7 separate regions of the Mus musculus genome follow, and all the other regions are linked to region 6. A link is a loop called in an ENCODE intact Hi-C map of the cell type or tissue named here. Cell type or tissue: heart. All regions are shown on one strand. Region 1 overlaps Srpk2 (serine/arginine-rich protein specific kinase 2). Region 2 overlaps Srpk2 (serine/arginine-rich protein specific kinase 2). Region 3 holds the start of Kmt2e (lysine (K)-specific methyltransferase 2E). Region 4 overlaps 5031425E22Rik (RIKEN cDNA 5031425E22 gene). Region 5 overlaps Srpk2 (serine/arginine-rich protein specific kinase 2). Region 6 overlaps Srpk2 (serine/arginine-rich protein specific kinase 2). Region 7 holds the start of Srpk2 (serine/arginine-rich protein specific kinase 2).

Region 1 (4,000 bases), 65 kb after region 6:
ATTATTCTAGCTTGCTTTTTGTTGTTTTGGTAAATCAAATGCAATAGTCCCTCACTGGGGGAAGCCAGGACAGGAACTGTGAGGCAGGAGCCATCAAGGTGTGCTGCTAACTAGCTTTCTCTCTCTGGCTCCGGCTCATTCAGCTTCTTTATGCTTGTCGAATATTGACAACATCCCCAGTGGGTTGGATTCTCCCATGTCAGTCACAGATAAGACAGTGTTCCACAGCCAACTCTTCAGCTGATGCTCCTTCAGTCACAGATAAGACAGTGTTCCACAGCCAACTCTTCAGCTGATGCTCCTTCAGTCACAGATAAGACAGTGTTCCACAGCCAACTCTTCAGCTGATGCTCCTTCTTTCCAGGTGGCTTAGGTTATGGGAACAATTGACAGTTAAAATTAACCAGCAGACATGTCAGTACCGGTTAGTTACTATACACTCTGATTCACTCTTCTATCTTACAAATCAAATTAGCTTAGAAATAGCAATAAATCTAGACTGGATGAAGGGATTTAGTTTTTAATTCATTTTTAAAGTCTCAAATGTATTGCAGTGTCATTTTTAGCTTTAAATAGCCAAGAAAATGTTTTTCTATTTCTTTTTATTATAACAGTTTTAGTTATTAAAGAATATTTTTACTTGTTAAAAAGAAAATCCCAGTATTTCTCATGTGGATTCTGGCTTCTGAACTGGACTTACATCCATTTAAGGCTTTTTTATTCTAATGTTGGTTATATATTTTTTCCAGTTCATAATGTGATGTATTGTACTTTTATTTATCCAGAGCATAATTAAGAACTAAGAAATGAGCTGAAAGTCATTGAGCTGCCAGTGTCCAAGCTGATATTTAAAAACATATGTTCTTAATTAAACAATTGGTGATTAAGTGCTTAATTATGTGAGGCTGTTTAATTATGTAAAAATTAATGATCTCATACAGTGCTGCTGCTCTATTGTTGCCCACAATAAAAGTAAGAAAAACAAAAAACATGGGGCAGAAGTGATGGTTCCGTGCTCTCAGTGGATCGTGGTTGACATTGTAGTGTACTGGGCTCAGTTGCCATACCTACCTAGCTGCTGACAGCTGTTTGTAACTCTAGTTCCATAAAATCTCATGCCTACTTCTGGCCTCTGTGAGTTCCAGGCAAATACATGGTATACATACATACAGATAAAACAGTCGTAAGTGAAATAGAGATAATAAGTGTAAATAAGTCCCCACAAAGATGTTAAAATATAAAAATTGCCAAGGACTAATAAATATTGAATAGATTGAAATTTTCAATATAAAGATGGTGTGACCATATATTAGATCGCTGGAAGACTTTCCTGTAATGTAAAAAATGCGCGCGCGTGCACACACACACACACACACACACACACACACGCGCACACATCCCACTGTATTTGGTTTCTGTAGAGGATGTTTTTCAGTCGAAGGGAAGGATAAATGATTTAACAGTGTTTTTCATGGAGTGGAGCGTTAGATTATTCTGTCAAAGAAATCCTGAAGCGAGAAATGGTTGTATCTGGTATTTAAGAAATAATAAAAGACAAAAACAACTAAAAGGAAAATGTTGGTGTAAACTCTTTTAGTTGTTTAATCTACAATTTGGAGGGAATTAACACACTTGAACAATCAGCAAACTCTGACCTTTAATTGTATGTAGACATATGTAAGAAGCTTGTAACTTAAATTACAGATTAAAAAAAAAACAACAACCAAAAAGCCTGAAAAACTTGTGAATTTGCATAGATTATTTGGACCAGAAAAAAAAAACAAACGTTAGAACTGGGCAACCTTGCAGACATGCCCTACTCTGTCACATAGGCGGGTGGCTTTCATACCAGGAAGGACAAGGAGTGGCAAGCAAGTCCCTGGTCCCTGCAGTTGCCAGTTGCCTTACATGGTCATGTTTGGGCGGTGTCTGCCTTATTGGCTGAGACCCAGCTGCTCTGTTACATGGATGCACTCATAGGTTAGGCTGGAGTTGCGCAGGGATCGTGTTAGGCCACAGTTCAGTGTGTGGTGTATACTTGAGGAAGGGTAGAGACTGCTTTAGAATATATTTTGTTTAAATGAACTCAAGTAAATAACAAGTCTTACAGTTTTCTTAGCAGTAGTATTGGATGGGATACTACGTGAGGAGGTATATGTAAATTAGGTTCTCCTTGTCCAGACGTGAGATATGGTGTGGCGGGTATACTTTGTTAATTTCTCCCCACAAAAAGCAAATTCCAAACTCTCTCTCTCTTTTCTTTTTAAGTCCAAACTCTTGTATAATTGGGAATGATCTTCTCAGCCAGACCCGTGACTTCCTCTTTTTCTTTTTTCTTTAATTTTTTAGGGTTTATTTATTTTTATTTTATACACATTTGTGTTTTGACTGCATGTATGTCTGTGTGAGGGTGTCAGGTTCCCTGGAACTGGAGTTAGACACAGTTGTGAGCTGCTATGTGGGTATTGGGAATTGAATCTGGGTCCTCTGGAAGAGTAGACAGCACCCTTAACCACTGAGGCAACTCTCCAGTCTATTTCTCTGTTTCCTATGTAAAACTTATCCCACTTAAACCCATCTCCATGATTTCTTCATGAGGCTTTCCTCTCTCATCCTTTGTTACAACAATAACCTAAAAAGTTTTGATTTTTGTTTGCTTGCTTATTTGTTTGCCTGTCTCTCTGTGGACAGAATCTTATTGTATAGCCCTGCCTGACCTGACTATTCACTGTGTAGATTAGACTGGCTCTGAGCTCCACTTGAATCCACTCCAAGGGCTGCAATTAAAGACACAGGTCACTAAGCCTGATTTTAGCTTATATTTTAAAGGTGAGGCACACTCTGCACTTGCTGTTTTATGTAACAAAAACCCCTCCCTCTTATTCATGTCTGTGTGCTTGTTATATGTTCTGTCTGTTACGGTCCCAGTAAGTACTATGTACAAGCCACCGAAGATACCGAATTTATAGAAAGCCTGTGCCGCATCTCCTAAGGGTTTGCCATCTCTTCGGGAACAGAAGGGAGAAATACGTAGCAAATACATTCTGTTGTGTTGTGTGACAGAGCAGAAGATGACTTCATGGACGGGTATAAGAAAAACAAAGGAAAAACACTTTACCTGAGCCAGGGGAGTCAGGAAACACTTCTTCCTCAGATGTGTGCTTTGCTGGTGTTTATCCTCAGCAGAAGGAGCTGTCACTTGCAGTCTATACTTCACATTACTTAATAACTTTTAAAAATAAATATATACAGTGCAGTAGACAGACATCTCACATGGGAGATAATGGAAAAGATTGTATAGAGCCAGCAGTATTTCTTCCATAGTGTTTAGAAAATTGCACCATGCCTTTCCTCTCCCACTGTGTGTGTGGTTTTTTTTTTAAGAGGTCTTGCTGTATAGCAGAGACCAGCCTCAAACCTGCCTCATCTTCCCAAGTACTGGGATTGCAGGCATGCACACCCAGCTACTATGCACTTTTTTATCATAGTGTGTTTAATGAACTCAAATCTAAAAATAAGAATGGGGTTCTTGAAGTATTGGTGTTTTTTGTTGTCAAATTTCACTGTTTGTATCATTAAAGGTGTGTGTCTATGTCATGTGTGTTTATGTTCCTTGTGTCCAAGTCATACGGGTTTATGTTCCTTGTGTCCATCTCATGTGTGTTTATGTTCCCTGTGTCATTGTCATGTGTTCTTATATTCCGTGTCCATGTCATGTGTATGCTTATGTACCCTGTATGTATGTCTGTGTCATGTGTGTGCTTATGTTCCCTGTGTCCATGTCATATGTGTGTTTATGGTCCCAATGTCTGTCATGTGTTTTTATATTCCATGTCTATGCCATGTGTGTGTTTATGTTCCCTGTGTATGTGTCTGTGTCATGTGTGTGCTTATGTTCCCTGTGTCATGTCATATGTGTTGCTTATGTTCCCTGTGTCTAAGCCATGTGTGTGTTTATGTTCTGTGTCCTTCCCACATCTTCAGGGTACTTGGCAGAGTT
Region 2 (4,000 bases), 92 kb after region 6:
GTGCTGTGCTATGTGAGTTCATTTCCTGTGTGGTGCTTTCCCAGTAGTTTTCAAACACGACTGTGCAGCTTCTCATTTAACATGTTCATTGCCTCGTTTGCAGAACATGTTTGGGTCTGTGACTGATGGGTAAACTCTTGCATTTCCTTTTCTTTTTCCGTTGTGCTCAGTTTGCCAGTGCTCTGAGAGAGGCTGTTTGCAAGGAAAGTGGCGCGAGGGCTTAGCTTCCTGTGGCCTGGAATTGCACAGTCTGTTTGAATTGCACAAACTTTTCCTAGGTTCCTATCTTTAGCAATCTCTAAGGTTCAAGTTTTTCAAAGCTGGGTAGTTATTAAAACAGTATTATTTCATTTTGCAAATCAAATTACCCAAAGGTGCCTGTTTTCCTCTGAATACCCATTCTGTTTTATTTTGTTTTAGTGAGTACGGCTCCACAGCAAAAACCTGTAAGTATTCACATGTCTATTCAGCATGTCAGAAGGAACTGCTCACTCTTGAGCTTCACAAATTATGTAGAAAATATTATAACCTTCATTAATTTAGAAGTGGGCATGTTTGTAAATGCTCTGTGTCATCAGAAAACCCTCATGACTTCCTGCCGTGGATGGGAATAGTCATGCTGCTGCAAAGCCAGGCTCCTCCTGGGCTCTCGAGGCTGCTGTTGGCCAAGTCTGTGAATTGCAAGGTTTTAGTTCAAGTTTAAAATATAAGTGTTCCAGACTCTTTTTTAAATGACTTCTTCTTGGCCTTCAAGTATCCTGTTTTGCCAAAAAACCATTTTAATCTTTTATAGCCAGCTGTTTAAGTAAGAATGAGCACCATCAATTCTGTGATCCTGTCGAATCACTGAGCAGTTGGCTCGGAGGAGTAGTTCCAAGTGTGGTGAATTGTTACTTGTGTAGCTCTCCCCTGGACTTTGGGGTTGGGTTATGGCCTCTGAAGCTTGGCAGGCACTCGTTGCTAGGCTTTCTGAGACTTATGGCTGTAGCTTGAGGCTGACAAAACTGTGGCTTTTCCTTTTTTTGATTTTGATTTTTTTTTTTATATTATCTGCTTATTTCTGAAAGTTCATGGTATATTGGCTGTTGTTCACAGCTTGGTATCAGAGCCAAACTCAGATATAGTGCTGTTGGCACCCGTCTTGGCAGGTGTTTGTTTTTATTGTTAAGGAATAAAAATGACCCGATATAGTCAGCAGCAAGGATTGCTTGCAAGAGAAGATTCTCGCTCAAAGCCAGGTGTTTCACCATGCTCATCTCCTAGACTTTTCTCCTAGAAGTTAGGGAGGGTACTAACAGTCTGAGCCCAGCCCTCCCCTAAGGTGGCTCTTCTGGCTGGGTTAGTGAGCATAACTGTGTAGGTTGTAGGAAAGCACAGTTGGATTCACTATGTTACCAATACTTGAACTCCTGAATAGTGTTTTAAAGAGTGCTTTTCTGACCCATGGCATCACACTTCCACCTGACCCACACTTTCTTACCATGTTGTAGATAGGAAAAATATCTAAAAACAAAAAGAAAAAGCTGAAAAAGAAACAGAAGAGACAGGCTGAGTTGCTGGAGAAACGCCTACAGGAGATTGAGGAATTGGAGCGAGAAGCCGAAAGGAAAATCCTAGAGGAGAACATCACCTCTGCAGAAGCTTCCGGGGAGCAGCAGGATGGAGAGTACCAGCCGGAGGTGACACTGAAAGCAGCCGACTTAGAGGACACAACTGAGGAAGAGACAGCAAAGGATAATGGTCAGTACAGCTCGGAGCAGGAGGGAGGGCTGCTGGGTGTGTGGGAGCTGCACACAGGGCTCATCTCTGAGCCACAGAGTGCCTTAGAGCATCTGAGCTGCCACCGCCATTGGCACTAAGGACGGCTTTCTTGAGCTTCTCGGTGGAGATGGGGGCAGCAAAATATCTGCCAGGTGGATGCCAACATCTCAAAGTAGGCTTTGAGAGGGAAGGAGGATGTCTGAGAAACGTGTTAGTGCTGTGATGACCCTTTCTTCATTTTGTGATTAACCTTTTCCTAACTTTAATGCAGCACAGCTCTTATTCTAAAATGGCAGAAGAAAGGGTTAATGGCTGGAAAAATGGATCAGTAGTCTTGCAGAGGAACCAAGCTTGGTTCCCAGTACTAACAGTGTCAGGCTGTTCATAGCCACTTACAACTCCAGCTGTAAGGGGGTTCACACACTAAAGATCAGGTACAGTAAACATCTTCAAAAAAGAAAAAGAAGGGCTTGAAGTGAAAGTCCAGTTTTACTTGTAATTCCCCCTACCCCCCAGAGCTAACTTGTTCCTGATGAGAGGGCTCATTATTAAATGAGCAGAAACAAGATTTAGAAAGCTCCCTTGCCTTGGCAAACAAAAGACATGTTCTGAGGTCCGTTAGAAGTGGCTCCTAGCCAGGTGTGGTGCATGTGCAGGCCTTTGATCCTGGCACTTAGGAGGCAGAGACCGCCAGATCTCTGAGTTTGAGGACAGCCAGAGCTACACAGAGAAACCCTGTCTCAAAAAAAAAAAAACAACTAGAAAAGTATAAAAAAACGGGTCTCTTGGTATGAGGCCTAACTAGAACTACTTTGAAAGGAGAGCCATGACTCTTGATCTTACTCTCATCTTCTTTAAGGTGAAGTTGAAGACCAGGAAGAGAAAGAAGATGCAGAGAAGGAGAACGCGGAGAAGGATGAAGATGATGTTGAACAGGAACTTGCAAACTTAGACCCTACCTGGGTGGAGTCCCCGAAAGCCAATGGCCATATTGAAAATGGCCCGTTCTCACTGGAGCAGCAGCTGGAGGATGAAGAGGACGATGAAGATGACTGTGCAAATCCCGAGGAGTATAACCTCGATGAGCCAAATGCAGAGAGTGATTACACGTATAGCAGCTCCTATGAACAATTCAATGGTGAATTGCCAAATGGACAACATAAGACTTCAGAGTTTCCCACACCGTTGTTTTCTGGGCCCTTAGAACCTGTGGCCTGTGGCTCTGTGATTTCAGAGGGATCGCCACTTACCGAGCAGGAGGAAAGCAGTCCCTCCCATGACAGAAGCAGGACAGTTTCAGCCTCTAGTACTGGAGATTTGCCAAAAAGTAAGTGCCCTTTTGCATCTTTGTCTGCTTGCTCTGCTTGCTCTTTGGCAGACACTGTGAAGGGAGTGAGAGGGCAAGAGAAACCCTTACATTTTAATGCTTGTATATTCAAGAGAAAATACAATGCTTTAGACTATATCTGTCCTTTAGGCTTGCTCTTACTCTCTGAAATCCTATCCCTGGGCTTTCTTTATTTATTGTATATTTATTGAATGACATCATAGTTAAAATGCATTGCACCATTACCAAACTCATACCTTTCTAGACACCAATCCTCTTCTGGCTGGTAGTAGTAGTTTTGGGTTTTCTTTCTCTCTAAGGGAACACCTGTCTGCTTTCAGCTATACCAAGAGAGAACTTGTGTTTTATTAGATAGTTGACCTTGTTTATACAATTCTCCTTCCTTCCTTCCTTCCTTCCTTCCTTCCTTCCTTCCTTCCTTCCTTCCTTCCTTCCTTCCTTCCTTCCTTTCTTTCTTTCTCTTAAATATTTATTTATTATATATGTAAGTACACTGTAGCTGTCTTCAGACACTTCAGAAGAGGGAGTCAGATCTCATTAAGAATGGTTGTGAGGGGCTGGAGAGATGGCTCAGCGGTTACAAAGCACCGACTGTTCTTCCAGAGGTCCTGAGTTCAATTCCCAGCAACCACATGGTGGCTCACAAACATCTGTAATGGGATCTGGTGTGTCTGAAGACAGCTACAGTGTACTCATATATACATTAAATAAATAATTCTTAAAAAAAAAAAAAAAAAAAAGAATAGTTGTGAGCCACCATGTGGTTGCTGGGAATTGAACTCAGGACCTTCAGAAGAGCAGTCAGTGCCCTTAACCTCTGAGCCATCTCTCCAGCCCCAAATCCTGCTTTCTTTTTGTTTGTTTTGTTTTGTTTTGTTTTTTGTTTGTTTT
Region 3 (4,000 bases), 180 kb after region 6:
GCCAAATGTCTTATTGTTTTCAAAAGTGGTATTGTTTTATTTGCCTCTTAGGAAAACCCAATAAAATTAATCAACTATAACACAACACTGTAATTTGCAATAAAATTGACGAATTTTTGTAAATGGCTTGGAGGAGGGGGGGGCAAGCCCAATCTTTTTCATGTAAACATAATACGCTTGTAATACACTGCAGACAAACGCACTGCATGGGGTGTGGAGGACCCGAGCTGATTAGATTACCACAACATCAGCCTGGGGCCGCCATTTTTAGAATCTGTAAAGGACAAAAGAGGGAAATTACAGTTTTTACTCTCCATCTCAGAAATTAAAGGGAAAGGGAGACTGTTTCCCAATTAGGTATTGCTATCTTCAACCTAGAGCTGAATGCACCTCACTTGATTCTTCTCCAAGGTCTCCAGAACTGCAAACACATATATATTATCTTCATCTCTAAAGGATGAATAAAATAAGCAACACCGAAATTTACTTTAGAACTAACTCCAGTGATTTCCCTTTGACTTTAAATTTGATCATTCTTGAGAGACAGTCTAGATAGGGCGGATCTAGGCGGAACTAAAGCCAGTGAGGCAAGCACCCAGGATTGTTTTTTCTCTCCCTCCTCCCCCGTTTAGCACAGGGAACCGTTTGTTTCTCATCTCTGTCTGCTGCCACCGCGTCGGTGCCAATCCTTCGGTCAAAATAAGCTTTCCTGAAATGAGCCATATTGTGGATTCTAAGGCTCTGGCACAGTAAAGGACGGCAGTAAGGCAAGAAGAGCGGGGGAGGAGACTGCGAAGGCTGGGTACTGACTGGGGTGACCACCTTAGGGGCGGGTTTACCCTCTCCGGAGAGGATGAGGAGCGGTCTCTCTCCTACAAAGAGAGATGCCCAAGGCGTTCTTTTAACCCCTTTCACATTTAAGAGAACATTATGCCACCGAATGGCAGGGAACAAGGGCAGGAAGAAGAAAATGGGGCCTAAACGTCTTCTCTCTGCACCCGAACAAGATGCAGCTGGAGGAGGGGAGAGCTGGCAGCTCGCGGGACCTCTCCGACACCAGTCACAAGCCTCCTTCCTCACCCCGGAGGCCTGAATCCGCTACCAGGGAGGAGGGCGCCCCCTCCCTAACTCCCACTCTCAAGGGGGTTTAACTGCCAGTTTCCCCTTCCACAACCCCAAAACCCGCCATAATGCCCCAGTGCCAGGGACAGGCAGGAGAAAGGACAAATTCCATTTCCACAAGCGACGTGGCCCCAGCACAGGCGCCTGGGGTTCAGTGTGGACGCCCGGCTCCCGAAGGACAGCGACCCTCTCTCCCTAGAGCCCTAAGTCCCCCCACCGTGGACCCCACGACACCCACAGACACGACAGGCACTGACCTGTGATGGTCACACACCAGACACCCGAACCCTGTTATCGGCTCGACCCCGGGCGAGGTTCTCCACACCTCAGCGCTCGGTCGACCCCCGACGACAGCCACTGCGGTCGCAGAACCGACTCCACACCCCCTCCCCAAGCAGCAGCGCGCAGCGTCTTCAGTGGGAACCCAAGAGTCGGGCACTGCGGGCCACGGCAGGAATGACGAGGAGACGCTGAGGCTGCTCCGAGTGTCTATGCCCCCTCTGCTGCCGCTCCCGAACGCAGGCTCGATCTCCGACTCGGCCCCCTGCGCCCGCTCAGTGTCACTGCTTCTCGCTCTGGGAAAATGGCGGCGGCGACGGCGGCGGCGGCGGCGGCAGCGGCGGCGGCGGCGGCGGCAAGCGCACGGGGCCCGCCCGCCCCGCTCCGCAGGGGCAGGGGGGAGGGGACGAAGCTACTCGCCGCCATCTTGGTTATGGGCTGCGGCCCGACGCGGCCTCTCCGCCGAGGCGTGGAGACGTCACGCTAGAGGCCGCGAGCTGGCCAGACACTCCGTCTTTCCCACAACAGGTGCATTCATCCATCCGCCGACGGTTGGGGAGGTCTTGCTAGCTGGTGGGCTTGGCTCTTTACCCGTTGTCCCCGAGTAGCCCTCAAGCCTGGATGTAGGTGAGCGTGAGGATGCTACTAGTGGGTAGAAGGATGACAGCAGGGACGGGGACGACCCCCCTCCCATCACTTCCTAAGGTGATGCACTTGCTCCTACCCCCCAAGCAGCCTCAGTCCCGGCAGCCCCCTCCCCCCGGCCTGGCCTGCCAGCTCAGGGTGAGCCCGGTCGGATTGTCACTCGACGCCCACTAGTGGCTGAGGAGGCTCCAGTGCGCAGGCTCCGGGCACCGGATAAAAGCGGAGCTGGCGAGTCCCGCGCTGTCTCGATGGAGGAGCGAGAAACGCAAGAGGTCGGGGGGAGAAGCCGCAGAAAAAATTGCAGCCATCGTCAGCGCCGCCTCCCTGCCACCGTGTATGGGGTAAAAGCTGCCGTTGCCGCTGCCGGTGCAGTCGCTGCCGCCGCCTCCTATACTTCTTAGCACCGGGGAAGGATTCCCCGCCGCGGGACAGTGTGCTGGGCGGGGAGCGGGAGTTCGTTTGTGTGGCGGTGATTAAACGAGGGAGGGACAGAGCTGGTTTCTCGAACCGAAAAGGGGAGGCCAAGGAACAAAACAGGGTTCTCCACTAAAATCACACAGCGATTACGGATCTGGCTTTGGGGGCCTTTCCCCGGAATGGCGGTTTCCGTCTTCTTGGCCCGCAGCACGACCTTGGGTGCTCCGTAAGAGGAGTGGGGAGAGGCAGAGGCGGTGTCGGCAGCCAATCGGCGTCTGGTGATTTCTGTCGGGCGCGTAGGGATTGGCTGACGATGACCTCATGCTGCAGCAGCGGGTGGGGCCAGAGTCGTCGGGGGTGGCTGTTGCAAAGGCAGAGAGTGAGAAGTGATGACGGTGATCGTTGTCGCCGCGTCTTCTGTGGAACCCAAGCAGTGCCGAAGGAAGTCGCAAGGCTCTTCCCCGACCTTTTGCTCCTCTCCCTGCGCGAGGTGAGGGCCCTGGCTCGGCCTCTGCGAGACTTTGGGGCGCTGGTGCGGCCGTGGAGGCGCAATTTCTCCTGTGACTTTTGTAACTGCGTCAGGGCAAGATGGCGCTGGGTCTCCTTGGGGCGCGGGGGGAGAGGCACGTCCACCGCCGCCGCAGCGCATGTGACCGGCTGCATTCCTGTGGGGTTTGGCGGGGACCCAGGCAGGGCGGGGGAGGGGACCGGGTTTGGGCGGAGGAGATGGTGGTGCGGTCGGCGTTGGCTGCCCGAAGAGGAAGAGATGACTGTTTGAAAGCTCTTCCCCTCCCCCACTCCCCGCAGCAGAACTGCTGCGGGGGGGGGGGGAGCCCCTGAAAGGACACTCCTTTCGGGGTGTGCCAGCCACTGGTGGAGGAGAAGGTTTGACGCCTTCTTATATCTGCCTTTCTCCTTGCAAAGTATGCTTACGTAAGGTGGCAGTTCCCTCCTGTAAGCCAACTAGGAGGCCCTGAGTGTCACTGGTATGGGTAACAAGGACAGGTTAGGCTCTGAAGGCACCACAGGTAGGAGTGTTGATTATTTCAGACAAAACATAAAGTTTGGGGGGTCTGAATAGAAGACTACAGCATTCTCAGAGTTTGAAAGCAAGTGAATAACACCCAGGAACACTTAGGGTTTCTAGGCAGACAGCGATTAAGGACTGCATCACAGTCTGAACGGAAGGGCCCTGTCAAACCTTCTCCTTAGATTCTTTGTGTTCATTACCCTCCCTGTCTGTACATCCCGTGAGAGAGTTTAAGTAATCTTACTGGTGAGGGTTGCCTTTTCAAATATAAGTATTCTTAGTAATTTTAGTATTTTGTTCTGTATGAAACTGAAAGGTCATTTTCTATACTTCACGTTGCATTTTGTCGTCCTTTTAAAAATAAAAAATGGAATTACAAATGCTTCTGGTAAATATTCGTTAAAGCTCTCTATCCTGCGTCTTTAAAGCACATTTGCAATAGCATAAAACGTATTTTTAGTGGGACTTAGGGATGGGAATGAGGGCTCGAATGGGTTTTGCTATTTA
Region 4 (4,000 bases), 200 kb after region 6:
ATGTAATAATGTGTTTGGGATAACTTAGGAGGCAGCGATGAAGATTTAAACAGTAAAAGATTATTACACAAAAAATAACCCCAAACTTGTGCTTTACCGCGGACCCACCAGGTTGGAATATACAGGGAACAGTTGGACCATCCCTGTTTCAGGCTGGGGGTTTGATTTCTTTACACTTGCTGTCTACAAATCTCTGCAGGACACCAAACCCACGACTGAATGACACAGCCAGCATCCACAATTCACACAGAGAGGTAAAAATGTCAGATCCCCACACCAGTTGAACCAGAAGTTCTTTGTACATTAGAACATTTAATGGGAAACTGCATATGAACTGTAAAGTGTAAATACAGTCTGATTGGGATTAGAAGAGCCCTCTTGTTTAAAGCCTTGTTGATGGGGAGGAAGCCACACAGTAGAGTATACTTGCAAATAATAGAAAGGTCAATCTAGTACAGACTTAAGATGTACTATTTATGTAAGCTATGTTAACAGTAAAAATACAAACCAAAATGAAACAGGCGAGGAGAGTTGTGGCTCAGTACTACTCGCCTGGCAACGCTGCACGGACAATCATTTAAAAATGCTGATGTGGAAAGATGGCTATCGTAGGCCTTGAAGTGATATTTACAAGATAATCCTAATTTTGCTTTAAAAAAAAAAAACCTCAGTATGTATTTGTGTGCACTTACTAAGGTGTTAGTGCCCTGCAGCTGTCAGGGTGCTGGATCACCTTGCCTGTCTATTTGTGACCTTAAATGTTCAGTGAAAATGTGTGACAGTGGAGAATAATAAAATATATTTTGTAAATCTGGTTGCTTGCATAAAATGAGTATTCTGTTGAGGAAAGAAAAGGTGGCACGTCAATAAATCAAAAAATAAAAATATTCAGAAATCAGGCATTCTGGGTAGAAGATATTTTCTCTAGATTTCAATTAAATATGAATGTTTGTTTCTGTTTTTAAAAATATGTACGAATTTTACTTGTCTAAAATAAAATTTAAAAGAAATGGTGTCTCTATTTAGTTCCTAGGATTTGACCTTAGGGCTCAGTAGTAAAGTATGTGCGTTCCCCAGCACCACCCCCTGAATACCGAGACCCGTGGTGTGAGCTGAAACTGCGCACATTCATTCCCCCAAGCCACACCCTGAATACTGAGACCGAGGTGTGAGCTGAAACTGTGTGCATTCATTCCCAGTGCCACACCCTGAATACAGAGACTGTGGTGTGAACTTAACTGGATAATCTAGTTGTTCCCACCTAAGTTACTTGCACTTTCTCTGTCACTATGCAGCAAAGAAAACGCCTAAGTGAAAGGCACCTTGTACAGCAGTCAGTATCAAGTAGAAACAGATTATTAATTGCTCGACATACAGCTTCAAGCTTTGGGGGGCTTGAGGTCTTTTGTTGTTCTTCTCTTCCTTAGTTGGAGGGACAAGGGTACACAACACCTTATCATAAAATGCATCATGCTTCTTCTGAGGAGAGCCTTTTTGGCTTGAAGCCATAGCTGATTATATATCTTGTACCAGTGTGAGACTTGACATTTGCAAAGCCCTGGTCGCAGTTTGTGTATTTAGCGCCCTCTAGTGGGTTACTTTATAAAAGCATAGTTTATCTTTAGCTAAAAGAGATTAAATTGTTTACCACCGCAGTGTAATTCGTTTTGCTTTCCATTGCATCCAAAGAGACCCTTTCCTGCTACAATAGTTTGCACTTGGCCAAGAGATGACCTAGGCTGTGGCCTTTGCGCTGTAGCTCCTCAGTATTTCTAGGTTTCAGGTTCCTAGTGTAAAGTGATGATAGATAGAAGTGCCAGCTTGGGATCATCTAAAGCTAAAGGAGCTGTAATGTGGGCACCTGACACAGTAGGAGCCTAGTAATGTAGGAGGAGCCTAGTAATGTAGGAGGAGCCTAGTTCTATATATTGCAAATCTAAGGTCTTGAGTGTAATAAGATACTTGAGGCCTGATATAGCCAATATTAATAAAGGTAAAGAAGCAGGTGTTCTAATTCTGCTAGTTGAGAGAATGAGAGCAATGTTCAATGGGAAAGAATAATTCCTAGATATAACTCTAATTTCTCTAGGACCATCGTTATTAAGTTGGAAAGGGGCAGAGGACAAGTTTGGAATCTGCTCTCCAACCTACTGTGAATTCTGGGGATCAAACTCGGGTCACCAGGCTTGCAGACAGAGTGCCTTTAGCTGCAGAGCCATGCCACAAGCTGCTGCTTAATGAGATAGTCATACCATTTCTGCAGCCTGGGAGCATGTTGGTTTTCTTTGCATCTGTCACAGCACTTAGATAAACTGCATGTGCTCAGCATCTAAATTTGACCTTTCCATGTTAGAGTTGACTGTATGGTAGACTTTAGAAAACAAGACAAAGAGTGGTAGATAGTACTTAAATCGAGCCAGGTACATGAAATAGCCCCAAAGATTTCTTGTTTGTAGCCTTATCTTGCATTGGTAGTCAAGGACTTTGGTACTTAGACTTTACCTCCTCAGCCCCACTCCCCAGGAACCCATGTACTTCAGGAAAGCACTGGGTGATTATGACCTGTGAATGACCAGAGTCTTTGACCAAGTGTCCCTAGGCCCATTATTCCTGTGTGCCATGTGTTAGACATGTGACTGTTGTCTCAAATTCCCTTCTGTTTCCTTAGTGATAGGCCAAATTTGTTTTCTTGTGAACTGGTTAACCTTTAATTGAGCCCTAGTTAATGTCAGGACATTGTACTAAGCATTTTTATATTCATGACTTAACCTTCACAGCTCTGATCAGTAAGATGCAAAGTACGATCCCATTTTCCACACAAAACTCCTAGTGGCTCTCTTAAGTGGCAGTCAGACTTCTGACCTAAAGCTGCCTCTATTTAAAGCCAATGGAAACAGCTGTCAGAAACACTGCAATGAGAACTTTGAGTGCCGTTTGTGGGAGTCTGACAAAGAAGAATCTGGGCTTCCTTGAGGCACTACGCCCAGCGATTTTTTTTTTTTTCTTTTTAAGTTTCTTGCTTTCCAAGAAAGCCCACTTATCTGACCCTGCTGTAATGGTAATTATGGCTCATAGTTTTGCCATACCTCACCGTTTTGGAAGGCTGGCACAGGCGTTCTGACATTATCTCTTCTTGGGGACCTTTTGTTTGTGTCATCCATTGATCCTCTAAGCTGGAGAAGCAAGAAGAAGGCAGCTGCTGTTAGTTATTCCCCAGGGGATACGCAGCAAATCCCAAGCCTTCCAGCTGGGAAAACTTCAATCTGGCAGTGAAAGCATACAAAAGAAATCTAGACAAAGCGGGAGGGAATGGGGTTCACACGCCAGCCAGCCGTCCTGGTTACAGCGCTTTGGGCTATGAGCTGTCCTGGGCCAAGCTGGGCCACAGCACTGAAAGTTCTGTCTTGGTGGACACAAATTCTGCAGTCCTTCCAACAGCAGGACACACACACACACACACACACACACACACACACACACACTTTCCATACCCATGTTCCCTTTCAGTTTAGGCCAAGCAGGAGATTTCTATTAATTGCCTTTTTTCTCTGATGTTCTGATGTTCAACCCTTAACTCCTAACACTGTTCTTAATAGTTTCCTCCTGCTTTATACCTTGGCCTCTTTGAAGGATCCCAGTCAATGTTAGAGTCTCTGTGGGTGGATGGTTAGTTAGCAATCAAAGCCGCAGACACTGGCGTGGGAGTGGAATGACTCTGGGTGGAGGGACCACAGTTTGAAAACAAATGAGCCTCTTTCATAATCCCAGTAAGCCTTCTGTGGACTCTTAAGGTCTGCTGTTTTGGCGCGGGGCACTAGGGTTTCTGGGACTTTGAGAAAGAGTAAACAGGAGCTAGTTTACCATCTCCAGTAGCCTCAGCAAAACATCAGTGTCCAAAGAAGGCCTGGGTTGTTGGTTGGTTTGTTTGTTTGTTTTTAAGTTCGTCTCTTCTTCAGCAGACTAGGTTTGGTATTTTCAAAGCAGCATAAAGCTCAGAGTC
Region 5 (4,000 bases), 49 kb before region 6:
AGTTAGCATGCTTGGCTAATGAATGATTGTTGATGAAAAGTCTGAATATGATTAGGTTGGTGCTTATAGAAGTCTTTTTAATATACTGAACGTTATTAAGCTATATACTGTAAGTAAGTAGGTGAATTGTATGTGTATTATAGCTCATAAGAGTGTTAAAGAAGGAAAGAATTTTAAATAGATGACACTTCTCATTTTATAGATGAGAAACTGAGGTACAGAATTGTTAAGCAACACTTATTGAAATCTGATAAATTTTAGAGTTTAGATTCAAAATTACATGTGTGCTATACTACAGAATACTGATTCTTTAAAGATAAATACGAGTCTTAGGGAACCCGGAGCTAGGAGTTTCTGAGCAATTACTCAATCTAATTCCCTCATGTTGCTGATGAGAATATTGAACCTCAGATAATACACGGACTCAGTCATGGCCCAGCTAATTATTGCAGTGAGGGGCTTATGAGCTGTTCACAGAGACAGGCAAGCCCACAGTGCACAGTGATATACAATGGAGTGGAGTGTTAGCAGGAGGGATGAGTCAATCCTGATGAGTACACGAGAGCATTTAAAAAGAGAGAATGGGACATTTTGAAGCAGTCGTGGTTGAGAGACCCTGAATGTCTCGTTGTACATGTGGGGCGTGCAGCAGGTCAAAGGTAATTTGAGTGAAAAATTGGGAAGTGCTGACTTTCTCTGTTAACAGTGGGAAACACAGAGGGTTATTAAAAAATGTGTGTGTGTGTAAAAGACAGTGTAGCTTTGAGGCATGTGCCCTTTTCCCCTTTTATGTGGATTCTAAGAATGGAGCTGAGGTCACCAGACTGGCATGGCAAGGGCTTACAAACACCAAGCCATCTTGCCAGCCCTTCATTGCAAAGAGTTAAGAAGCTCTGTAGCAAAATCACTTACTTGCTTGAGAAAATCTCTATGAAGTAAGGATTGGGAAGAACGGGGATTGAAGATTTGGGGGTGGTGATATTATTGCAGTGCCCACGGTGAGACTCAGTTGTGGTAGAATGGAAAGGAGTGGATGGATTGGTTTCTCAGCATGAGTGGGCTCACTAGAATTAGACGCTATCAGAAGCCATGTTAGACGTAAAGCAGGCTCGTCCTGTGTGCCACGCGCACTGCCGTTGTACCTGATAATGTCTGTTGCAAGCATGGAGGGAAGGGATTGAATGACTTTAGATATGTATTCTCAGTGGTCACTGTCATGGGACAAATTACCGTGGTCAGGCAGGTGGCTGATGCCTGTGATCCCAGCTCTTAGGAGTCAAAGGCAAGAAGGTCAGGAGTCAGGGCCATCTTCCCTTACTTAGCAAGGTAGAGGACTGCTTGCATGGGGTAAGGAGACCAAAACTAGAGTCAGATTACTATAAATGCAGGAACTTGACTGCACTCTCAAAGGTTCTGTGTACTAGGAGTGTGAAAGTGGCCTAGCAGGTTTGTTCTAGATCTCTCCTGGGCTGGACTGGGTGATGTACTTCCTGCCTCTTGACAGGGGAGGCATTACACTCCACTGTGGGATTGTTCTTTGAGTGTCTTTGTAACTAGTTGGCTGCCTTTGTTTGGGAGTGTTGAGACAGAAGGAGGCAGCAGTATCTTTTATGATTCACCCTTGGAAATATAAGCCTGAACCTGGAAGGGTACAACCCACATTGAGAGTTTGGTTTCTGTTTTTTGGAAAGAAGCATATTAAATAATTTATAAGCCTATTTTTCAATGCATTTCAAATAGGTGAAGCATACTGAGAAACCAAACAGTGGGTAAGGAGTAAGTTTCAGAGCTGCTCTGCCTTTTCCCTCCTAGGAACCCTTAAAGGTGTGATTGTTCTTCCTCCCAGAACCTGAATATCGGCCTTGAAGATAGGGAGGGGCCTTAAAGCTGCAGCCTCCTTAGTGGGATATGAAGGTGTTAGCCACTGCATAAACAAAGGACACACAGGAGCCCGTAAGCTAGAAAGAGGTGTGAGTTCTGCTGACAGTCACAGCTTCGTAGTCCATCTTATAACTATCAGTTGCTATGCAGTTTGAACATTCTTGTAAAGTGCACTATAGGAATCTGTGAATGGAATTCTTGTGGTATGTTTAGCATGATACATGTATTAAGCGTGACTTAATAAGTAATAACTTTAGGACTCTTGCCACTCATCTTTGCTCTCCTGTGGCTTCCTGAGCCTTGCCTAGTACTCGGGCCTAGAATTTTTATATGGATGTTGATTATATAGGACATTATTAAGTTTTGGTTATGGTTTTAACTGTTAAAGGATTCTCTTTATTTTCTTCATATGCTTTTGGCAAGCTCTGACAGTAAACATTTTCTTTTAAAAAATTCAAAGTAAGTTCTAATACTACTACCATTATTATTTTTATACTAAGAGAGTTTTGTGTTTGTGTACCACATGTATGCCTGATGTCTAAGAAGTCCCGAAGAGGGGGGTGGGTATGGGGGACTTTTGGGATAGCATTGGAAATGTAAACTAGGAAAATACCTAATAATAAAAAACAAACAAACAAACAAACAAACAAACAAACAAACAGAAGTCCCGAAGAGATCATTGGATTCCCTGCAACAGGTGGCTTTGAGCTGCTGTGTGGGTGCTGGGAAATAGAACCTAGGTCCTATTGAAGCTCTTAATTGCTGAGATACCTTTTTTTTACTCTTTGTTGTTATCCTTTATTTTTAAAAAATTTTTAAAAAATTTTTATTAGGTATTTTTCTCATTTACATTTCCAATGCTATCCCAAAAGTCCCCCATACCCTCCCCGCCACTCCCCTACCCACCCACTCCCACTTTTTGGCCCTGGCATTCCCCTGTTCTGAGGCATATAAAGTTTGCATGTCCAATGGGCCTCTCTTTCCAGTGATGGCCGACTAAGCCATCTTTTGATACATATGCAGCTAGAGATGAGATACCTTTTTAAGCCCTTGATTTATCATACACACACTCACACACAGAGAACATACACATTTTATTTATTTATTTATTTATTTATTTATTTATTTATTTATTTATTTATTTATTTATGGTTTTTCAAGACAGGGTTTCTCTGTGTATTCCTGGCTGTCCTGGAACTCACTCTGTAGACCAGGCTGACCTTGAACTCAGAAATCTGCCTGCCTCTGCCTCCCAAGCGCTAGGATTAAAGGCGTGCGCCACCACTGCCTGGCTGAACATACACATTTATGGTCACACACACAGTGTGTATGTGAGTGTGTGGATTCTATCACTGATTGTAATTGTTTTTATTTTTACTTATTATGTGTTTGTATGTCTGTAGACACGTGTGCAAGTGCCCCAGAAGGCTGTAAAAGGACAGGTGTTACAGTCATGGAGCTGCCTGACAGCTCTGGGAAACAGCATGTGCTCTTAACCATTGATTGATTGATGCATCTCTTCAGCCTCTGGCCACTGTTTTTTTGTTTTTGTTTTTTTTGGAACTGGGTAATTTTACATTCTAAACAAATTGAGTTTTTTCATGCATGAAGTAAATGTTTAGAATGAATACATCAAGAAAGATTCTGTGCTGAAAATACAGCTCAGTGGCTGAAAGTCCTTTCTGTACAAACATGAGGTTTTGACTTAGATTCTGGCACCTATGTAACAAGCTATGCACTGCTGGGAGGCAGGAATAGGTAGATCTGGGGATGTGTTGGCCAATCAGTGAGCTCCAGATGGAATGAGAGCCGCTGTCTCAGACAATACGATGGGAAGAGAGCTGGCTGAGCTCTCCTGTGGCTTCTGTGTGCATGCATGGACAGATGCCTCCAGCACACATGTGCATACACATACAATACACAACATAACATTAAAATATTTTCAGTCTTTGGTGTTGGAGAGATGGCTCAATTACTAAGAGAACCTGCTCCTCTTCTATAGGACCCATGTCAGAGGGTTCACAACCAGTAATTCCAGTGTCACGGGATCTGACACCTCCTCTGGCCTCTGAGGGCACCTAGTGTACATATGATGTACACACAGTTTTGCCTTTTTCTT
Region 6 (4,000 bases):
AAGACTCATGAGGAACACTGTTGTGAAGTAGGCCAGAAAAGCCGGTAAAGATTGACAGACAGATGGCCGTCGGTGTGGAGAGCATCCTGTTACTCAGAAGGCTGAGAGTAAAAGGAGCTGCTTCAGTGCAGGGCAGGTGCAAGGTTTCCCATGCTCATTTTATGTGTGAGTGCACTGCCTTCAGACACCAGAAGAGGGCGTCGGATCCCACTACAGATGCTTGGGAGACACCATGTGGGTGCTGGGAATTGAACTCAGGACGTCTGCTGCAAGAGCAGTCGGTGCTCTTAACCACTGAGCCATCTCTCCAGCCCCACTGGAGGTTTGTTTTTTGAATTACCCCCCTCCTACATCCCCAACAGATTTCTCTGTGTAACGGCCCTGGACACTTGCCCTGTAGACCAGGCTGTCCTTGAACCCACAGAGATCTACCTGCCTCTGCCTCCTAAGTGCTGGGATTAATGGCGGCCGTCACAGTGCTTGGCTGATTCTGGAATTCTTAAAAGGTAACCAGGCCTAGCAATGGAAACACATTAGGGTAAGTAGGTAGTGTCATAGATGGGAAGGTGTGTAGGCCTCACCAACAGTGATTATAAAATCCATCCTGAATGGCTCACTGTTTCTGGAACTAAACAGATGTGATGAATTGGAGAGAATATGAAAGGAATATTGGAAACTCTTCCAGCATCACTATAACGTTATGTGGCTCCACAGCCTTAACATGCTGTTTACCTTAAAGTTTTTTATATAGACATACTAAAGTAAGAACTTAGAAAAATCTTTTTTGCAATAAAATGGTGGTTCAAGTACAATTTCATTCTGAAACATCTAGTCAAAAAAATGTAGGGAACTTGAGATACATAGTAGTTAACTTCTAAATACCATAACATCCTAGTTAAAAATACACATTGAAGTTGATAATGAAAGGGAGAAGAAAGCGGGTTTAAACTTACGGAAACACCAAGAAGGTGGGCAGGCCCATGCCTCCTTAACTCCTTCAGCGAGCGTGTATTGAGGAGAGCTGTGTTGTAGCCAGTGGGGAACAGGCAAGGAGGGTCACCACATGCCATGTGAGGGTCTGCTGGGCTTTGTGTGGACGACTTAATTAAATTCTCCACAAGTAGAAATACTTATCCTCATTTTCTAGGCGAGGAAATAGAGGCTTTAGAGAGTATAGGCAGTTTCCTGAAGGTCTCATGGTTTTTGAAAATGAAGAAGTGTTTCTAAGTCCCATGTGGAGACAGTTCTCTTTTGAAATGAGGGGAGACTTTACTGAACAGTTTAAATTCACTGTAGCCCCTTGTGTTGGGCTCTGTAATTTACCTCAGAATTCTCAAGGTAAGTTTTATTATTATAGCAGTTTGGCTAATTTTATTATATCTATGGGATGAGGATATATGCTTAAATTAGGAGAATCCCTTAACACTGGGAAAGTATTTTCCTACTTTTATTTTTTAATTTTTCCTTATATTTTTCATATTTTAATTTTATTAATGTAGTCAGCATTTTAAAACATTGTTTTATTTCTAGGAAATACACACTTATGTGTGCATGCTTATCCTCTCCCACTTTATTGAGGTCTGCTTTGAAATTCTGAGACCTTATAGCTTTTCAATGATTACAGTTTTAATTTTAGTATGTGGACTTTTTATTATAAACAGATACTGTAATTAAAGAAATATAGTTAGAATACTTTTTAGGACTAGACAAAACAGCGTTTCCCACGAAGTAAGAACCCGGGGCTTTACTCAGCAGAGATTGCCAGCCCTGGCTGAGTTGCTGGTGTGGTTAAAGGCAGTTTGCTCTATTTCCCGTGGCTTTGCCTTGGCTGCGCTCTTCTAACTCTTCCCTGTAAGGTCTTCTCTTACCCAGCTTGGTTCCAGCAACCATCTTTTAATTAAATTGAAGTTGCAGTTACATTTCTGATGTAGGTGGCGTTGCCAGTCCTTCCTGAAAGGACAAGAATATCTCTCGTCTCTGCTCGGTGCCTGGGCACTGCTTGTTCACTGTGTGCTGTGAAGGAGGAGGGGAGGCTAAGATGTAGAGAAGTCTCTTCCTGAAGGTGTTAGGGACGGGATGCTAAATTTCATTAAAAACAATCAGGAAATTATAACATTTTGATCATTGAATTGGGGTTTTGGTTTAATATTTCATTCTTAAGTGACAGAAATGATTCACTGAGCCATATTTTTTAGGACAAATCAAATAGAAGCAGCCAGGGGTTGCATATCTGTTCATTGAGAATGAAACATTTTAATTTAGGCTTCTCAAATTATTTAGTATATTGAGTTTAGATGTTAGCATTTCGTGTTTGTGTTGTAGCTTGTTCAATTTGAAACCCTTTAATAAAACCCGGGGAGTTCTACCTTAAAAAAAAAGGACACCCCTCTGCTTAAAAGAAGTGGTACTTCCTGCTTTCATAAACAGTCATGTGCATAGTTTAGCAAGGCCTGGTGCCTCGGAGCCGTTTCCCTTTATAGCACCATTGAATCCGAGTCCTAAGAGAAGTGCTGTGAATCTTGTGGCCTCATTCTGAACAAAAGGGATTAGGGAAGAAAAATCTCTTGATATAAGGCTTGTAAGCAAGGGCGGGCAATCTTGGTTGTGAATATTTTCTGATTTTTCCAGAAATCAAGCAGAAGACTGAGCTGCTGATGTCAGTTAACTCTGAGAAGTCGTCCTCTTCAGAAAGGTACAGCTACAGCTCTTGCATGAACAATTAATGGTGTAGCATTGCTAAGGAACAAACAGGACTTATCTTTTTCCTTGTCAAGTTTGCTATGTAACGTATTGTACTGCATGCTAGCGTTGTGCTGTATTGAAGATGTGTATTTGGGCAAGCTGTTCTGCTTTGCGAAGGGAAATTGATTTTTTTAGAAAAACACTCAGTCTAATCAGTTGCAGCATGCGCACATAACACAGCAGACCTCTGGCTCAAGTGAGGCAGTGCTGAAAGCTTAAAAAATAATTTAACCAAAAAAAAAAATCTTGCTTTTTAAAAGACTTACTATGAGATTTTTGTTCTTGTATTTTGAGGTTGCTGGTATGTAGAATTTCCAAGGTTATTTGTAAATATCTAGCTTAAACATAGTTGATCTTTTTCCTGTAATAAGTATATATATATATTTTTAATGAACAAAGGGAGTGCCATTTGTACATAGCTTAGGAATTGCAAACCCACAGATTAGTCACATTCTGAAAAAGAGATATGATGTTTCTTCAAGTCTCTGCTAGGCAGTGGAACAGTCACTGCGTGCAGTAATGGTTCATGCCTGCAGGTAAGGACAAAATGACTCACAAGTATTTTTAAAGCAATTATTTTATCTGTCATTCATATGATTACACCTGTAAGGAGATGGTTCATGAAAATTACTGTTTTGCCTCATAAGCAAAATTAAGATATTTTTATCTGCTGTAAAAAATGAGACTCAAAGTTCCCTGTTTTGATTCTGTGTTCACTTGTGCTTGTTGATTGTGAGTAAGCAATGTTTGCCATTGAGGTTCTTAGGCAGGCAGTGATGCTCACCTTCCTTTTGTTTATCTCAGTAACTTATACTTCATGTTGACAACTGTATTTAAGCCATGTTGATTTATCTTTTTCTAATTTTTAGGGCATGTTGTTCATAGACTGAAAATTTAGGAAAATAATGTGGAAAATTACTTGGTGGTAAAGAAATGATAACAGGAGAAATATTGTTAAAACCAAACCAGAAACTAGCTGATCCTCCATGACAAACTGAGTGCTAGTTTCAGGAGGCTGCTCTGAGGGCAGAGAGGTTTTACTGACTTTTAGCATCATTAGGTGTAAAGCCTGTGGTTACAACTTTGGTTACAAATGAAGATGTAGCTACATTCTGTAGAGATAAAAAATCAAAAGTAAGAAGTTTTGTGCTTATTTTTCTTGACCCTTGTAACTTCTGGTTTGTGGCTAGCCACCTGATTTCAATTTTGATTCTGTTTGTTGAGCTACAAAAGGAATCTTCAGCCTTGGGAAAACCTG
Region 7 (4,000 bases), 58 kb before region 6:
CACACACACACACACACACACACAGAGCAACTGTGGAGAAACGTTTAAAAAAAACCTAGTGAATGTGGGTTAATAGTGCCGATTACTGCATTTTTCTTGTATGTTTCAGATTTTTTGAAAAAAAAAATGGAGAAAGTAAAATCTTTTCAAACTTGGAGCGGCCTTTCCTGTTTGTTGGGACATCTTTAGAGTAAGACTCAGTGATACAGTTGTAACTCAACGATACAATTGTAACCAATGAAGGACTGAGTGTTCAGGACCAGTATCTTTAAGATACTGTAATTGTTCAAAGAGACAAGAGAACACTGAAGTGGTAACTACGTGTCAGTCAGCGTGATTTGCATCTTAGATAGCCTTGGAAGGTAGAAAGAGAAACCAGGTAGCCTGGGAAGGCAGAAAGAGAAACCAGCCAGGCCTGAATAGAAATACAGGCTGGTAGAACTGTTTGACCTATTTAGGGTTTAGTTTCCCCATTATAGGAGGAAGAAAAAAAAAATCACTTTTTGGCATGATTGCTGTTTTAGGCTCTTATCTCATGGTATTTAGAAAATTAGGCTTTCTGTGACAAACTTTCCATTTAAGCTGTGTGCATCTTTCCTTCGTTAAACTCACGCAGCCTAATGGAGTAGGAAAAGAGAGGAAAATCACTTCTCCAAGGTCACACAGACACTCAAGGACCCAGGTTCCTCAGCTCTTGGTCTTGTGCCCTTTCCACGCCCGCCGGAGAGGAGGAAGCGGCGCTCATAGGGATGCAAGGATGTAGAGATGCAAAGGGATAGAGGAGGCCGCCTGAGAGAGGTGGCGAGAGACCCGCCAAGGCGCTGGCCAAGGAAGAGCGCATGGAGAGGCGTGCGGCACGACCAGCCGGGGTGCGGAGCGGTGGCTGGGAGGAAGGGTCGGCGGCTGGGCCTAGTGCCCGGGAACGGGTGGCCTGCGGCGGCCGTAAAAGCAAGGAGGTGGAGGCCGTGGGCGCGGGAGGCCGTGGGCGAGGGGGCCGTGGGCGCGGGGAACCGTGAGCGCGCAACCGCCCTTCAGCACAGGTGGGCCGCCGAGCGAGTGATAAGGGCGCGGCCGGGGTCCGGACCCCCGTGCTCCAGAGCTGCGGAGGGGGGCGCGGAGGGGGCGGGGCTGCGGGGCGGGGCCGCGGGGGCGGGTCTCATTGGCCCCCGCGGGAGAGGCCGCGGCGGCGCAGGCGCGGTTCCCGCCTCCTCGGCCGGCGAGCGAGTGGAGGCTGCATCCCGGTGCGGCTGACTGTCGCGTCGCCGCCGCCTCCGCCGCGGAGCCCCCCGCCTGGCTGCCCCGAGTCGGAATGAGCTCCAGGAAAGGTGAGCGGCGCGAGCGGCCCCCGCCCCGCCTCGCGGCACGCAGGCGGCCAACCCGACCGTTAATGTGTCTTCTCTCTCCCCAGTGCTGGCCATTCAGGCCCGAAAGCGGAGGCCGAAAAGAGAGAAACATCCGAAAAAGTGAGTCCGCGCGGCGCTTGGTCCCGACCCCGCCCCGCCTCGCTGAATGTTGCTTGCGGCCGCGCAGGCAGAGCTTCCCGGTCCCCGGGCCGCGGGCGGTGGGTCTCCCGGGACGCGGCGCCGGCTCTACGTGCCCCGGCGGGGGAGGGGTGGGGGGAGGGGCGCGCGGCCGCGGGTTCCGGAGCCGCGACCTGGCCCGTCAGCCTGCGAGCCGCCCGGGCTCTGCACTCGACCCCGCGCCCCGTGCCCCGTGCCCCGCGTCCCCGATCCTCATCCCGCGCCCCGGATCGGCGTCCCTGATCCGTATCCTGAGCCCCTTATCCACATCCCTGATCCGCACCCCAGTGCCTGTACCGCACGGGTCGGATAGTGGGCACGGGAGGGAGGCGGCGGCGCGGCTGACACCTGGGCTGCGGGAGCCAGTGCGCTGCCGCCTCTGCCACCTCCCGGTCCCGCCTGGGCCAGCCAGCTGAAAACCCGAGCTGCTTGTCAAGTGGTTTGGCTCCGGGCGTTGTTCCTGGCGTGAGTTCAGCTCCGGGACCGGTGCGTTTCGGCGCTCGGGTTTTTCATTCGAAACTTTCTGCTCGGGTCGAGCGTTACTTGCGTGCTGCGGCTGCGCCCAGGTCGCTTGCTGCAGTGGGCTGTGGGTGTGTGCGCGGGCGGGTCCCGCGTGGTGCTCCGGACTGGATCCACCGACTATGATATTTCAAATGTGCCAGCGCCAGCCACCTCCAGCCTGGACCTGCAGCCCAGTTGGGCAGCTGCTGTCGGAGAAGCCTTTCCCCGAGAGCTGGGTTTTCCTAGGCGTCAGAGCGCCGCCGCGTGTTTCTCTTTCCTCTCTCTCTGGGTTTGCTGGACCAGCTATCAACATCTTTGCTCACATTGTTTGCTTCGCTGTTCCTTTTGCGCAAGAAATTTGTGTGGTGTCTTTGGTACTATAGAGAAAGACAGAATTCGCCTTTAATAAAATTACGAAATATTTGTCTATCTTTATTTTGCAAGGGGTGGGATAACCCTCTGCTCTCTTAGGTGGTGGTTATAATTTGTATTGGCCCAGCAGGGATTTCCCACACATTTGGTGACATCTAGGAAAACTGGCAGGATTGTCTTCATTCAAAATTGAATATAACTTGACTGTATGTATAGGATTTCCTAAGATGTGGATATATAAATATGAAAGAAATCTATTTTTAGGAGGCAAAAAGACTTGAAAATTGGAAGGTAAACATTGAAAATTAAAAAAGGTTTTTATTTTTATTATTTTGTGTGTGTGTTTGGGTTTGGATGTGTAAGAGCCTTGACACCTGTGGAAGTCAAGGAACAACTTTCAGCGTTTGATTCTCTGACCATAGCTTCGGAAACTGAACAAGATCAAGCCTGGTTAGTATTCAGATGGGAGACTACCTGGGAATACTGGGTCTGTAGGAAAAAAAAAAAAAAAGAAAAAGAAAGAAAGAAAGAAAGAGAAAAGGATTGATTCTCTGTTATGTGTAGGTCTGTGGGATTGAACTCCAATTGTCAGGCATGGTGATAAGCACTGTTACCCTGAGCCATCTCCCTGGCTCAGATATCAGATATGGGATATTTAAAATGCTGAAACTCAATGTAGGCTTCTGATAGTTTATGCTTTTTAAAAACTAGTTCTATTTCCCCGGGGCAGTGATGGTACATACCTTTAATTCCAACACTGGAGAGGCAGAGGCAGGAGAGTTTCTGTAAGTTTTGAGGCCAGCCTGATCTATAGAGCTAGTTCCAGGACAGCCAGGGCTATACAGAGAAACCCTGTTTCACCCTCCCACCCCTCAAAGTGCTATCGTGGCTCAGTAGTTAAGAGCTTCTTGCTCCTGCAGAGGTACCTGGTTAGTTCTTAGCACCAAAATCATGGTTCACAACCATCACTATCCTCAGTTCCAGGGTGTCTGATGGGCAGCTGCATACATGTATTAAACATATATACATGTAGGCAAAATTCATAAAAGAAAACCTTAAAAAGTAGTGCTGGTTCTAACTAATGAAAACCCTAAGTTTTTCTTTTGGTGAACCATGGAAATTTAGCAGCTGTCTGAGTGGATGCTTGGGTTTAATTGTAGCTTTCAGCACAAGGTGTTGTCTGCGTGTGGGGATGGGGTGGGAGTGAGGACAGAGCTAGCCTGTCATCAGACATGATAAATGCAAAACTGCTTTCTAGGTTCAAGGACTAGCACTGGAGAGAAGGGACTTGAGGAAGCTGGGGTCTTAGGTTTTCTTCATTTCACAGACAGCTCTGACAGGTTAGAATCACCCGCCTTGTTTAAATCTACATTGAAGAGTCCTGATGATGAGACATTTTAAGTCTGGAGGAGACTTACTTTTAAACTGTGGTAGTGACTGGCAAGCTTGAGTGATGTGGCTGGGCCTGGCCTGATGCAGTGTGGTCTATGTTCAACATAATTTCCTCCTTATATGCAAACGGAGCTTTCTTTAATCTTAGTTCATTTGTTTCTGTAGGCTTTTATGAATTGCACTCAGCTTCCTGGGTATGTTTATAAAGTCCAATT

What was found. A loop is a pair of places that touch in the nucleus more often than their neighbours do. Peaks named below come from ENCODE experiments on the same cell type or tissue, not always from the same donor. Only the 100,000 strongest peaks of a DNase experiment are listed, where the experiment ranks them.
Region 1: it touches region 6 in a loop (2.2-fold over the local background); 3 of 42 quality-filtered maps call a loop at or near these places.
Region 2: it touches region 6 in a loop (1.8-fold over the local background); 6 of 42 quality-filtered maps call a loop at or near these places.
Region 3: a loop joins it to region 6, with 2.2 times the contacts of the local background. A loop is called at or near these places in 2 of 42 quality-filtered maps.
Region 4: it touches region 6 in a loop (2.1-fold over the local background); 2 of 42 quality-filtered maps call a loop at or near these places.
Region 5: a loop joins it to region 6, with 1.9 times the contacts of the local background. A loop is called at or near these places in 3 of 42 quality-filtered maps.
Region 7: a loop joins it to region 6, with 2.1 times the contacts of the local background. A loop is called at or near these places in 2 of 42 quality-filtered maps.

Annotation. Positions count from the first base shown.
Region 1 is chr5:23,549,775-23,553,774 of GRCm38, reverse strand. All of the region lies in intron 3 of Srpk2 (serine/arginine-rich protein specific kinase 2), which reads left to right. Among named protein-coding and RNA genes, the nearest start is that of Kmt2e, 120 kb to the right of the region's middle. In heart, no CTCF peak of the experiment used is centred here; a DNase peak (open chromatin) is centred at 1,934; H3K27ac peaks cover 405 bases.
Region 2 is chr5:23,523,236-23,527,235 of GRCm38, reverse strand. It overlaps Srpk2 (serine/arginine-rich protein specific kinase 2), which reads left to right. Exons shown (of 16, transcript NM_001359173.1): 9 at 421-446; 10 at 1,491-1,740; 11 at 2,621-3,088. Among named protein-coding and RNA genes, the nearest start is that of Kmt2e, 91 kb to the right of the region's middle. In heart, no CTCF peak of the experiment used is centred here; no DNase peak of the experiment used is centred here.
Region 3 is chr5:23,432,163-23,436,162 of GRCm38, reverse strand. Kmt2e (lysine (K)-specific methyltransferase 2E) reads right to left here and starts at 1,699. Exons shown (of 26, transcript NM_026984.2): 1 at 1,380-1,699. It overlaps 5031425E22Rik (RIKEN cDNA 5031425E22 gene), which reads left to right and starts at 2,827. Exons shown (of 3, transcript NR_165300.1): 1 at 2,827-2,953. In heart, CTCF peaks have their summits at 1,630 and 2,226 (motif pointing left); DNase peaks (open chromatin) are centred at 822, 2,142, 2,752, 3,142 and 1 weaker place; H3K4me3 peaks cover 4,000 bases; H3K27ac peaks cover 4,000 bases.
Region 4 is chr5:23,413,544-23,417,543 of GRCm38, reverse strand. All of the region lies in intron 1 of 5031425E22Rik (RIKEN cDNA 5031425E22 gene), which reads left to right. Among named protein-coding and RNA genes, the nearest start is that of 5031425E22Rik, 18 kb to the left of the region's middle. In heart, a CTCF peak has its summit at 1,589 (motif pointing left); DNase peaks (open chromatin) are centred at 1,183, 1,553, 3,263, 3,723 and 1 weaker place; H3K27ac peaks cover 304 bases.
Region 5 is chr5:23,663,585-23,667,584 of GRCm38, reverse strand. All of the region lies in intron 2 of Srpk2 (serine/arginine-rich protein specific kinase 2), which reads left to right. Among named protein-coding and RNA genes, the nearest start is that of Srpk2, 10 kb to the left of the region's middle. In heart, a CTCF peak has its summit at 1,508; no DNase peak of the experiment used is centred here; H3K27ac peaks cover 371 bases.
Region 6 is chr5:23,615,019-23,619,018 of GRCm38, reverse strand. All of the region lies in intron 2 of Srpk2 (serine/arginine-rich protein specific kinase 2), which reads left to right. Among named protein-coding and RNA genes, the nearest start is that of Srpk2, 59 kb to the left of the region's middle. In heart, CTCF peaks have their summits at 161 (motif pointing right), 1,936 and 3,288; DNase peaks (open chromatin) are centred at 1,888 and 2,488; H3K4me3 peaks cover 1,909 bases; H3K27ac peaks cover 1,511 bases.
Region 7 is chr5:23,673,183-23,677,182 of GRCm38, reverse strand. It overlaps Srpk2 (serine/arginine-rich protein specific kinase 2), which reads left to right and starts at 1,216. Exons shown (of 16, transcript NM_001359173.1): 1 at 1,216-1,325; 2 at 1,409-1,463. The coding sequence starts at 1,310. In heart, a CTCF peak has its summit at 2,275; DNase peaks (open chromatin) are centred at 1,212, 1,872 and 2,132; H3K4me3 peaks cover 2,204 bases; H3K27ac peaks cover 2,056 bases.